2 separate regions of the Homo sapiens genome follow, and region 2 is linked to region 1. A link is an interaction called in ENCODE POLR2A ChIA-PET data of the cell type or tissue named here. Cell type or tissue: PC-9. All regions are shown on one strand. Links, peaks and the distances in the headings refer to the core of each region. The heading gives the core; the rest is flanking DNA.

Region 1 (5,905 bases), core at 1,264-5,263:
AACTGACAAAATTGTGTAAAAAAAACAGTGTCATGGTTTCTTTGAAAACTAATTTCAACACGTTGCAAAGATTGAAAAAGGGTAAGTAGTAGAAATAGCTGTTGATTTAGTTGTGGGGAGGCAGCTATAAAAGATTGGCAAAAGAAAAATGCAATGCCTAAGATTCTGTGCTCTAATTGCTTTACGTGCGTTTTGAAGTCCTTGATTCACTTTAAAGAAACTCAAGCTTAGAAGTCATAGACCATGAATTATGGATGTAGTTTATGAAAAAAAAGATGTGTCACTATAATCAGCAGACCCATGCTAAAAATAATAAAATATATCTTTTCAAAAAGCTTTGGCCCTACATTAAAAAACATATATTTAGATGTTTTAAGGTAAAACACAATGTTCAAGATATGTGTGTGTATTATTTTAGTGAATTTTTCTATTAATCGATTGTTGACTATACCCAGTTCAGATCATGTCATATAAGACTTCTACAGTATTTTATTTTGTGCCTAATGAGATTTGTGTGTGGTGGTAGACTGTTGCCCTTTGTGATGCCTTTCTATGTAATTTCAAATATGCTATATTATATGTGCCTTTGGTAACAGTATTTCTGACAACAAAGCAATATTGTCTCACAAGAATTCTCAGTAACAATCATACAATCACACCTAGGCCAATCCAAAATATTTTTTAAAAGCTTTTTTAAGTCTAGTTTGACTTCTAAAATATACTTTACTACAGATTACCACAAGACACACATTTGGTCTGGCAACCACTGAATCAATATTTGGCACCTCTGCTGGGAATTTTGTAAAAATTGCCTTTTAAGTTCAAACTGACTAGGAAGCTAGTAATGTATTCACTTCTAAAAAAAAGAAAGAAAGAAACCTCGGTATAACAAACTCAGATCCTTTCATAGGAAGGATAATTTAATATGAGGTTAATTATTCATTAAGGGAGGAAGGAAGAAGACTAGAAAAGAAGTTTTGTTTCATCATTTCCCAACCATTTGGAATCAAATAATTGTACAACTTGGGAAGTGCGGAGGAACTTACAAGTCAGAAAGCTGTACCTTTATCCTATAGCAGAAATGTCTTCTTCAGATCAAATGGTTCCCCACTCTGTTTTGTTACCAATAGTGAGATGTTCCCAGGTCTAGAAAGGCACATGCTTTATTGAAAAGCTCAACTTAGAAAAATCCTTTCTTGGCCGGGCACAGTGGCTCATCCCTGTAATTCCAGCACTTTGTTAGGCCAAGGCGGGCGGATCACCTGAGGTTGGGAGTTTGAGACCAGCATGACCAACATGGAGAAACCCCATCTCTACTAAAAAAATTAAAAAAAAAATTTATCTGGGCGTGGTGGCGCATGCTTGTAATCCCAGCTACTCGGGAGGCTGAACAGGTGAATCACTTGAACTTGGGAGGTGGAAGTTGCTGTGGGCCAATATTGCGCCACTGCACTCCAGCCTGGGCAACAAGAGCGAAACTCCGTCTCAAAAAACAAAACAACAACAACAACAAATAAAAAAAAACCAGAAAAATTCTTTCTTAGAGTGAGTGCTAGTCTGTCACTTTATCATGTCCACTTTGGGGTATTAGTTCTGAAATTTGCAGATTTGAACATTTCCACCCTTGTATATTTTCAGAGAACTGAGTATATTTAACCTGGAGAAAAGATGTATGCATGTGTCCTAGAGGGATTGGTGTGAAGGGTACATAAGGAAAAACTACCTAGCTATTAATTTTGCAATGGAAACATTGTGGAGGTTTGCCTTAAAAAGTAGTGAGCTGAGGTGTTCCAGGAGAGAGCAGTGATTATTTACTGAGAGGTCTTTAGGGTGAGATTCTTACTGGATAGAAGATTAGAATAAGAAGCCTCTCAAGTTACATAATTTGAAAAGTCTATACTATACTTGGCATTCACCATGACATTCTACTCTATAGCATATTTGGTTTCTCCAAATTTTCTTCGTATGCTATAGCTTCCAGATCTTTTTACTTTTCTAGTCAATCTGTTATGAAAACATATTAACGTAATAAATATCCTTTAAATTTTATATTCAAAATTAATTTTTTTAAGAGACAGGGTCTCACTCTGTTGCCCGAGCTGAAGTGCAGTGGTGCAATCGTAGCTTACTGCAACCTTGAACTCCTCGCCTCAAGTGATCCTCCCACTTCAGCCCCCCAAGTAGGTGGGACTACAGGTGTGCATCACCAACCCCAGCTAATTTTTTAAATTTTTTGTAGAAATGGGGTCTCGCTACGTTGCCCAGGTTGGTCTCCAACTCCTGGCCTCAAGCAACCCTCCCACCTCCACCTCCCAGAATGCTGAAATTAGAGGTGTGAGCCACCATGCCAGTCCCCAAAATTAAATTTTATAATCAATAAACATGATGCAGGAATGAGGTCATGAGGAAATAACCTCTCTGTGGGGACCCTGATAGTGTTAGTAAAAACTAATATGAAATTAACTGCTGCTAAAGAGCCTTGGAAAACACAGATTTCCACTAAAGTGATGAGAATTCATCCTTAGGACTGGAATGCAATTTACAAATCAATAAGTGAATAAATTATTTTGTAGCTTATTTAAAGAAATATAGGTCAAGAATCCCATATCTGCAATCCCAAAAAAATATTAAAAACAAGTTTTTTTCATAACCAATTGAGTGGCAGAACCTGATGTAAACTACTGGAGGATACTTAATTATTTGTATTTATCCTCTTCACACATTTGGCTGCTGAACTATTTGAGTGTTTGACTTGGAAGTGTACTATATGGCCTTTCTAAATCCAAATATCCGAAATCAGGAGCACATCTGGCCATACAATTTTGGCTTGGGCACTAGGAACCTGTCTCATACGTGAAAGGAGACTGATGGTGGGTGGTATCTGTGTTATCCGCAAGAAAAAGGAAAAGGGATTCCACTTTGAATAGCATGGTGTAGCACTCTGAAGGGCACAATAATACAAATAAAAACAATTAGATACTGAATAAAACCTACTTTTAATTCCATGTTGGGGGCCGGGCGCGGTGGCTCATGCCTGTAATCCCAGCACTTTGGGAGGCCGAGGCAGGCGAATCACGAGGTCAGGAGATCGAGACCATCCTGGCTAACACGGTGAAAGCCCGTCTCTACTAAAAATACAAAAAAAATTAGCCAGGCGTGGTGGCGGGTGTCTGTGGTCCCAGCTACTCGGGAGGCTGAGGCAGGAGAATGGCGTGAACCCGGGAGGCAGAGCTTGCAGTGAGCCGAGATCGCGCCACTGCACTCCAGCCTGGGTGACAGAGCGAGACCTCGTCTCAAAAAAAAAAAAAAAAAAAAATTCCATGTTGGGCTTACAAGCAGTAATGGAAATCTCCCACCTACCCCTCCTTCTGCCCACACTAACCACAGAGTAAATAGAAATAGACCAAATACATTCCAAATCAAGGAAAAAAAGGGGAAAGAAGACTTTAAAAACCAGTCATTCCGAAGATTTCAAGATAACATATTAGTCACAATAGGCTACATTATGCCGTGGTGATAAATTAACTTCAGTACTCACCAACATCACAGAAAATTTATTTCTCACTCTTGCCGCATACCAGTGCAGGCTGGTAGGAGACTCTGCTGCACATAGTCATTGAAGGGCTTGATTGATAGACGCTTTTCCATTCAGCATGTTGTAAGTTGTTGCAACAGGATAAAAGAACACATGGAGACCCCCAAATTCAAACTCAGCCTTGGACCAGAAGTGACACATGTCACTTTCATTCCTATTGCCCAGCATCATTCATGTTGCCTCCTCTAAATGCAGGTGTCATGTAGGGCAGACAAGAAATATTTGCTGATCATTACTGTCTCTTCCATAAAAGGATAAAAGAGAAACAGCAAAAGTGAGAAAAATAGAAATTTTAAAGTGATGCAGTATAAACAAATCCAAATAAATCTATAATCACAACACTCAAAAAGCAAGTAATGTCATAATAGATCTTTAACATCTACTTATATGTTCAGAAGAGACCCACCTAAATGTTAGAAAAAATAAAGCTTGAAGTTTAGAAGACAAGAAAAGGATGTAATAAGCAGATATAACTAAAAGAAAGCCAATGTGGCTGTATTTTTATCAGAAACATATAAAATTCAGACTAAAAAATTATTAGGTATAAAAAGGGACACTCATAACAATTTTTAAATGCTCAGTTCACCAAGAAGATATAAAAATTCTAAACATGCATCTAATAAGATAGTATTAATGGTATCAAATTATGTAAAGTAAAAAATTAGTACAGTGAAAAAAATGAATGAAACTTACAAAGCTTAAAATACTTACTATCTGGCCCTTTACAGAAGAATTTGTTGACCTCTGTACATGACCGTAAGGTACTTTAGCAATGTTCAAAATATTGGCATCAAACAACAACAATCTTTGAAACATAATGCAACAAAATATGGAGCCAATAAAAAATAAATAATCCCACACTCTTGAAAATTTAAAAGGAAACTATATTTTTAAATAATGCATGGGTGAAAGGAGAAATAATGATGGAAATTTAAGAATACTATATACCAAATAACAAAACTATTATATATTAAAACTTGAGAGGTGGCTAAGGATGGCCAATTAGAACACTAATAAGGGCATTAATTGCAACACATTGAAAACAGATCAAATATGTTTCAATTCATGAGTTTAGATATTTGGGGGAAAAGCTAGTTGATCACCTTGGGAAGATGATAGGGAACTATTTAAATAAAGAGAGAAAAATCAAGGATTTATCATGCCTTTCCTACATGAACCATACCACTGAGCAGTCAGTAATGAATCACCTGAAAATATTGGCACAAGGGGACAAGTTGAAACATGCAAGGAAACCCAAGAGGCCAGTCATTTCCAGCTGCCCAAATGGGACTACAGAAAGGCAGCTTTTAGAGAGATCTATGGAAAACTATTGCCTCTGACGGCAGAACATGAAATTTAAGGAGAGTGAGGACAAGCTTGGTTCCAATGGGGACCTCTGCATCCATCACTACATCCAACTGCCAGAAACTTCCGAAAGCTACACCTCTACGTCTGCCTTCCAGATTTCATGCAGGCTCCTCTTTTGGCCAACTCTCATTCAGAATCACAAGAGAAAGGGAATTTTGGAAAATGTCATAGCAATTCAGTGTAGTCCCTCTTTTTCAATTTGGTAACTATATATCCTCTTTTAACCACTTCCAGATAAAGATAATAGCAAAAGTATGTTTCCACTTAAGATGGAACAGGCCTTCATATACCTAAAAAGATATTGATCCAGTCTCCTACAGCAGGGACCCCTAACCCCCATGCCATGGACCAGTACTGGACCATGGCCTGTTAGGGACCGGGCTGCACAGCAGGAGGTGAGCAGTGGGCAAGCTAGCATTATTGCTTGAGCTCTGCCTACTGTCAGATCAGCCATGGCATTAGACTCTCACAGGAACATGAACCCTATTGTGAACTGCATATGCAAGGGCTCTAGGTTGCATGTTCATTATGAAAATCTAATGCCTGATGATCTGTCACTGTCTCCCATCACCTCCAGATGGGACTGTCTAGTTGCAAGAAAACAAGCTCAGGGCTCCCATTGATTCTACATTATGGTGAGTTGTATAATTATTTCATTATATACTACAATGTAATAATGATAGAAATTAAGTGCACAATAAATGTAATGCCCTTGAATCATCCTAAAACTATCACCCCCACCTCCTGGTCTGTAGAAAAATTGTCTTCTGCAAAACTGGTCCCTGGTGCCAAAAAGGTTGGAACCGCTGCCCTAAAGGATACACAAATGAGATCCATCTTTGGATGATGTCGATTTATCTTTTAGCCCACTCTCATTCCCCCTTTGGTACGCTGTAACTTAAATACTAATGGATAAAGTTAATACGTTATGTTAGATAGCAG
Region 2 (5,905 bases), core at 591-4,590, 1.1 Mb after region 1:
ACACTGTTGTCTAAGGAGAAAAATGAATCCCCTTAGGTTGAGATGGATTTATTATGACTCAGAGGAAGTGCAGGGAAATCAAGAACAAAAAGTGGCAGCCAGACGTTAGATTAGACAAGGGTCCTGAAAGTGGTCAGACCCAAGGTAGCTACTGACTCTCTTTCTCTAGGAGACCACATGGTCTACTGCCTCCAATTCTCTCTGTTTCTTCATTAGCTGCATTCACCAGCTTCTCTTGAGATCAACTAGTTCTGCTTGTCCCTTATTGTATTACTGGCCCCAAAATGGCTGCCCCTAAATGGTGGCCTTGGATCTGAAATTCACATGTCCTTATAAATTCAATGCTTCTGTCAGAGTGACCCAGTCTCTCAATGTTCTGACTCTAAATTCTTAGGAGGCAGAGTCTGTTTGACCCAGCCTAACTCAGATACAGAGCCAGATCCAAACAGCTGGGAGAACAGGATGGAGAAGAGTTCCCATACTATCTTCTCAGCACTCTCTAAAAAGGGCTGTTGGCAATTTTGCCTTTTTGTAATTCTATTTGAGCAAGTTGGAAGTTTAATTAGCTTTCCAATCAACCAAATTTCTGCATTCGAGTCTTAACCATATATAAGTGTTACTGTGGCTTCAAAGAAAATATGGATTCTGAAGTAGTGGGTTTTGATTGAGTTGACTGTTTTTAAATAACTCTTTGGATTTTAATTGTGATGCAGAAGTTATAGTAACAAACATTTGGTTTTGTACAGACATTATTTCCACGCTGGTGGATAAGCTCAATAAAGGTCATATCCCAAACTAAAAAATATAAAATAAAATAAAATAAAAAATAAAAAAATAAAAAGGGCTGTTGGTCAATTTTATAAAAGGCAAAGTCAAACAGAGGGAGGAATGACTGATAGATGAAATGACTGGTCTCTTGGTGCATCTGTTTCTAAAATTCCGTTAACTTTCCAGAATGAGCCTGCCAATAGCTCTGGTCTAAACTCAACCCCTGTGACCTCCATTTCACCTCCATTTGAGTCACCTGCTGAACAAGCATGCCCTTCACACTGCTTGTATTGCCTCCGTGGCTTAGACTTGACAGTTTCTCTGCCTTGTCCTCTTTGTGAACATCTACTCCTCTTTTCAAACCCTGCTGGGTTTTATCTTATCTGTAGTTCTATTTCTCTCCCACTCTGTATCCTTCCAAAATAAGTTAGTCACATTTTCCTTTTCACCATAGTACTTTAATTTTCATATATACTACTTATACGATTGCATATGTCATATTGCATTGACTTCATAGATTCTTGTAAGGTGGATGTCATCCAATTCATCTTTATACCTCTAGGATCTAAAACAGCAAAGTAGGTGCTCAGCGACAGTGTACCAGCACACTGAATAAGCATGACTTTTGAGATTAACCTAAAACCACCTAATTTTCATTTTCCACTGTCCCTTTGAAAACACCCTTCAAGGGTGTCTGGTTGCAAGGCTGGTTCTTCTCTTATCCCTGAATTAAAACTTGGGTGGTCCCATTACTTTTTCTGGTCATTTTTAGTTAAGAGATGTTAATAACTAAAATATCCAGTCCTATATAACAATCAAAAGTTGGCACCTGACTTAGTTTAGGCATTTCTCCCTCCTCCCAGTTTGTGCCTTCTGTAGTAGATTTAACAAAACAGTGTGGCCACTTCTCTTTTTTCCTGACTTGTTTCCTTAGATCTTGCCCCTCCTAGTTTCTGATCCCTCCAGGGTTTGAGAGGAGGATGAGCAATACGTCTTACTTTGTTGGTACTAACATGAGCTGCCATCAGTTTCCCTGTACCTCACAGGTATTAAAGACTGATTCCTTATCTCAATGGGCACTTACGTGGGTTTAGGGGGACAAAACTCTACTTCTATGAATTTTTCAACTATAGCTCCTTTGACCAGCTGGCCACTTATCTAACTCCAGAAAGACCTTTAGCTTTTCCCTGCTGAAGTCTATTCCTCTCTTTGAGTGGTCATCTTGGTCAGGTCCAGTGATGACTCGCTGCTGGCTTCTCTTGTCTTTTTTTTTGTAATATTAGCCAGGTTAATGGCGGGGTTTTGCCATGTTGCCCAGACCGGTCTTGAACTCCTGGGCTTAAGCGATCCTTCTGCTTTGGTCTCCCAAAGTGCTAGGATTACAGGCGTGAGCTACTGCGCCTGACTCAAATTTAATTTCTTGTACCCCAAAAAGAGGCAGAAAGAAAGACGGACTGGATACCCTCATTTATAGAACCAGAACCCCATACTGGTACAATATGAAAGTTTCTGAAAAAGGTCCAACAGGTATTTGATATCCACAAAGCACAAAAGACCTAATTATAGTTGTTTTTTTTGTTTTTTTTTTTCTCCAACTGGGCTTAAGCCCCTTTCTCCTTTGCTTTCTGAGCAAAAGTACTACTGGCCTCCAGCAGCTGAAAAAGCCCTTAAGAAACTGAAGCATTACTTGTCTTTGGCTCTAGTCCTGGCTCACTCTAACCCATAAAAACCTTTAAAGACAGAGACCAATCTGTCTAGCATTCCTATCGGTCCCAGGAAGATTCTCTGTCACTCATGTGTGCCTGCTTTTCAAGAAAAGGAACCCAATTAAAGACAGGTAACTTCATGTGGCAAAAGATATTCTTGGCCATTATCACTACCTTTTTTGTCTTATATTCAATAACTAAAGTAGTATGGTGATTTCAACTTCTGAGTTATTTATAAACCTAGAAACCAGAATTGTCCTACTAGCAAGTAACTTGTCTCTTAGAAGCTGAAATTGCTGACCATGCCACTTGTATTCCAAGTGATTCTGTGTTCCCTGAAAGGCTACAAAGACAGGCTTGAACCTCACCTTTCTCATCTGTTAATAATAACAAAACCACTTGTGTGGTCAGAGCTGCCACATCAACCCTGATAGGCTACCGGAAAACACTTCATTATCAATGCCCTGCTGCACATGCATTCCCATGTACAGCAGCCTCTCATTGGAAAAGAACACACATTTCAATCATGCCTTGATGCCCTCCCCAACCAATGAGGTATTGCAGGTTGTAAAGATCCGCCCCAACCCACTACTGCCATCAGCCCTGCTGATGGCCCAAGATTCACCATGTGTAATGCAATAAAGACATCATTATCTGTGTTGCCTGTGCTAGATCAAAAGACCAGCTTGGGAGACTGACACTCTTCTATCTCTACAGCTAAGCCTGTGTATCCTGGCAATTATACTAATGGCTTTATCAATGACCTTTCCCAAATTAGTACGTTAACCCCATTCTTATCACAGTGGCCTTCCTCCTGAATAGAGCTCATGATGCCCTACTTATCTGCCTGTCTCAAGCTCTAAACTTCATTCCTCCAAACGTGTTTTCCAAAACGGAGTCTTGCTCTATCACCTAGGCTGGAGTGCAGTGGCACGATCTCGGCTGACCGCAACCTCTGCCTCCTGGGTTTAAGCAATTCTCCTGCCTCAGCCTCCGGAGTAGTTGGGATTACAAGCGCGTGCCACCACACCCAGCTAATTTTTGTATTTTTAGTAGAGATGGGGTTTCACCATGTTGGCCAGGCTGGTCTCAAGCTCCTGACCTCGTGATCCCCCCGCCTCCGCCTCCCAAAGTGCTGGGATTACAGACGTGAGCCACCGTGCCTGGCCCTAGAGGGAACTCTTAAAGCAGTGGCTCTCAACCTTTGTTGCAAAATGGAGGGTTTTAAGAAAGTACTGATGTCTGGGCTCCACTCGCAGAGATTCTGATTTAATTGGTATAGAGAAAAGCCAGGGCATTAGGATTTTTTTAAGCTCCCAAGGTGATTCTAATGTGTGGGCATGGTAGAGTACCTGTCTTTTTTTTTTTTTTTTTTTTTTTTTTTTGAGACGGAGTCTCGCTCTGTCGCCCAGGCTGGAGTGCAGTGGCGTGATCTCGGTTCACTGCAAGCTCTGCCTCCCGGGTTCACGCCATTCTCCTGCCTCAGCCTCTGGAGTAGCTGGGTCTACAGGTGCCCACCACCACGCCCGGCTAATTTTTTGTATTTTTTTTTTTTTAGTAGAGACGGGGTTTCACCGTATTTGCCAGGATGGTCTCGATCTCCTGACGTTGTGATCCGACCGCCTCAGCCTCCCAAAGTGCTGAGATTACAGGCGTGAGCTACCGCGCCTGACCCGGTAGAGTACCTGTCTTAAAGCTCCCTAAATACAGACGGACCTACGATGCACAGAGCATCCACAATTCAACTGATAGGTGGCATGTACTTTACACTAAGTTCTATGCTACCTCATTTTGTCATTACAATAATCCTATGGCACAGGCACTATTATCCTTATTTTATAAATTGAGAAACTGAGATTCAGACAGGACACACAGAGTGACTGGCAGACCCTAAAGTCAAAGCCCAGGTCTGATTCCCAATTGTACACACTTTATATGACATCATATCGAGATGTCATGCCTCTCAGAGCTGGATGATCCCACTCCCTAAAACAAGACACCCAGGCTTCAACCCTGAAATCCTATTCCATTGCCTCCATGGATTTTTCCTGCAGCATTTTCCTATGCACTTCACACATACAGCGCAGCTGCCAGGATATACTTTAGGCTGCCAAAATGAAATGAAGTCACTTTCTTGGTAAGTGATTACCATGCCTGGCTCTTTACTGAAGTACTTCCATTCTATATATTCACACTGGGATCCTTCTCCATCACTGCTAGCTTCAATCCTGTGGCTTTCCATATTTAGTTTTTCTTACAGATGAAGTGATACTCTTTACCTATCAGCCATTCCTTTGTTGGAGTAAAATTACGTATTCCATCAGCATTCTTCTGCCTTGTACTCCAGATAGTATACAAAGAATCAAATTATAGTAGCTAAGTGGCATAGAATTGCTGCCGATATCAAGATGGACTCTAATATCTAGTGAACTGGGAGGCTAGAGGCTAGAAGTATGTACTTCTGTAAGGTGTCAGTGACACATCTGAGTAATGTGGTAGCTAAATGCCACCATTTCATTCCATGAAATCCACATTTCATTCTGGCTAAAGGGTAAAGCTGGTGAGAGGTGGGAGGGGCCAGGAGGCTCCATCGGAAGGAGGCAGACACTTCAGGTGTTGGGTGGTACCTTTAAGATGTTGCGGGGCCAAATCCAATGCCGGTGCAGGTGTCCCATATATCCTGAGAGACAAAAAGAGGTCAGATTGGTCAGATCCCTCGAGACAGTTCCCAAATTCCTGACTTCTGTTACCGCGACTGTTCTTCGCAATTCCACCTCGGCCTGTGTTCAGGACTGTGGCTTTTAGAATCTTCCTCATTCCATTCCATTAGGGGCGTCCCGATTTCCACCTTATATACACCATGTACTAAATGCATGCCATTTCTGCCTGTTTACAAACATGCATAAGTTCACACTCTTTTAAGAAAAATGTCCTCTACTGTCAACTTCTTTCTAGTCTGGCCTCCCAGGTAGGCTACAGAGCTACTGCCTTCATTTATCTCTCAAATCTTCCCATCTTCTCCTTCCCACTGTATTACCTTAGCTCACACTCACATCCTCTTGGTCACCAGCCAAAAAATAAATAAAACTCCTTTGTCCCTTCAGATTTCTCTCTTATTCTACAACCTCATTAATCGGCTCTCCCGCTCCCACTCCTTTACTACTTCAGTCGCTGAAACCTCCCCTCACAGAGTTCACGGCCAATATAAAAACGGAAAGAAGGGATGACCATACGAGCTTGTGGACTTTTGCCTGCAAAATCTCATAGAATGTGGTGTTGTGTACGTGAATCCATCAGATCAACGCGACGGACACTCCCCAAGGGCCAAATCGGACCGCCTCTCACTAGGCGGAAAGTTTTGAAACTTTTGCGCGCTAAAAATGATGAGCCAGACGCATGCGCAAACGTGCACTCCCGGGGTGGCGCTTCTC

The links. ChIA-PET counts read pairs that join two places held together with the same protein. Peaks named below come from ENCODE experiments on the same cell type or tissue, not always from the same donor. Only the 100,000 strongest peaks of a DNase experiment are listed, where the experiment ranks them.
Region 2: POLR2A ChIA-PET joins it to region 1 with 5 read pairs; 2 of 35 experiments call an interaction of 5 or more read pairs at or near these places.

The regions. Positions count from the first base shown.
Region 1 is chr12:11,630,705-11,636,609 of GRCh38, forward strand. No RefSeq gene overlaps it. Among named protein-coding and RNA genes, the nearest start is that of ETV6, 16 kb to the right of the region's middle. In PC-9, for the core only: no CTCF peak of the experiment used is centred there; a DNase peak (open chromatin) is centred at 3,457; H3K27ac peaks cover 536 bases.
Region 2 is chr12:12,690,358-12,696,262 of GRCh38, forward strand. GPR19 (G protein-coupled receptor 19) reads right to left here and starts at 5,826. Exons shown (of 4, transcript NM_006143.3): 1 at 5,708-5,826; 2 at 5,102-5,154. RefSeq lists an enhancer at 5,574-5,733. In PC-9, for the core only: no CTCF peak of the experiment used is centred there; no DNase peak of the experiment used is centred there.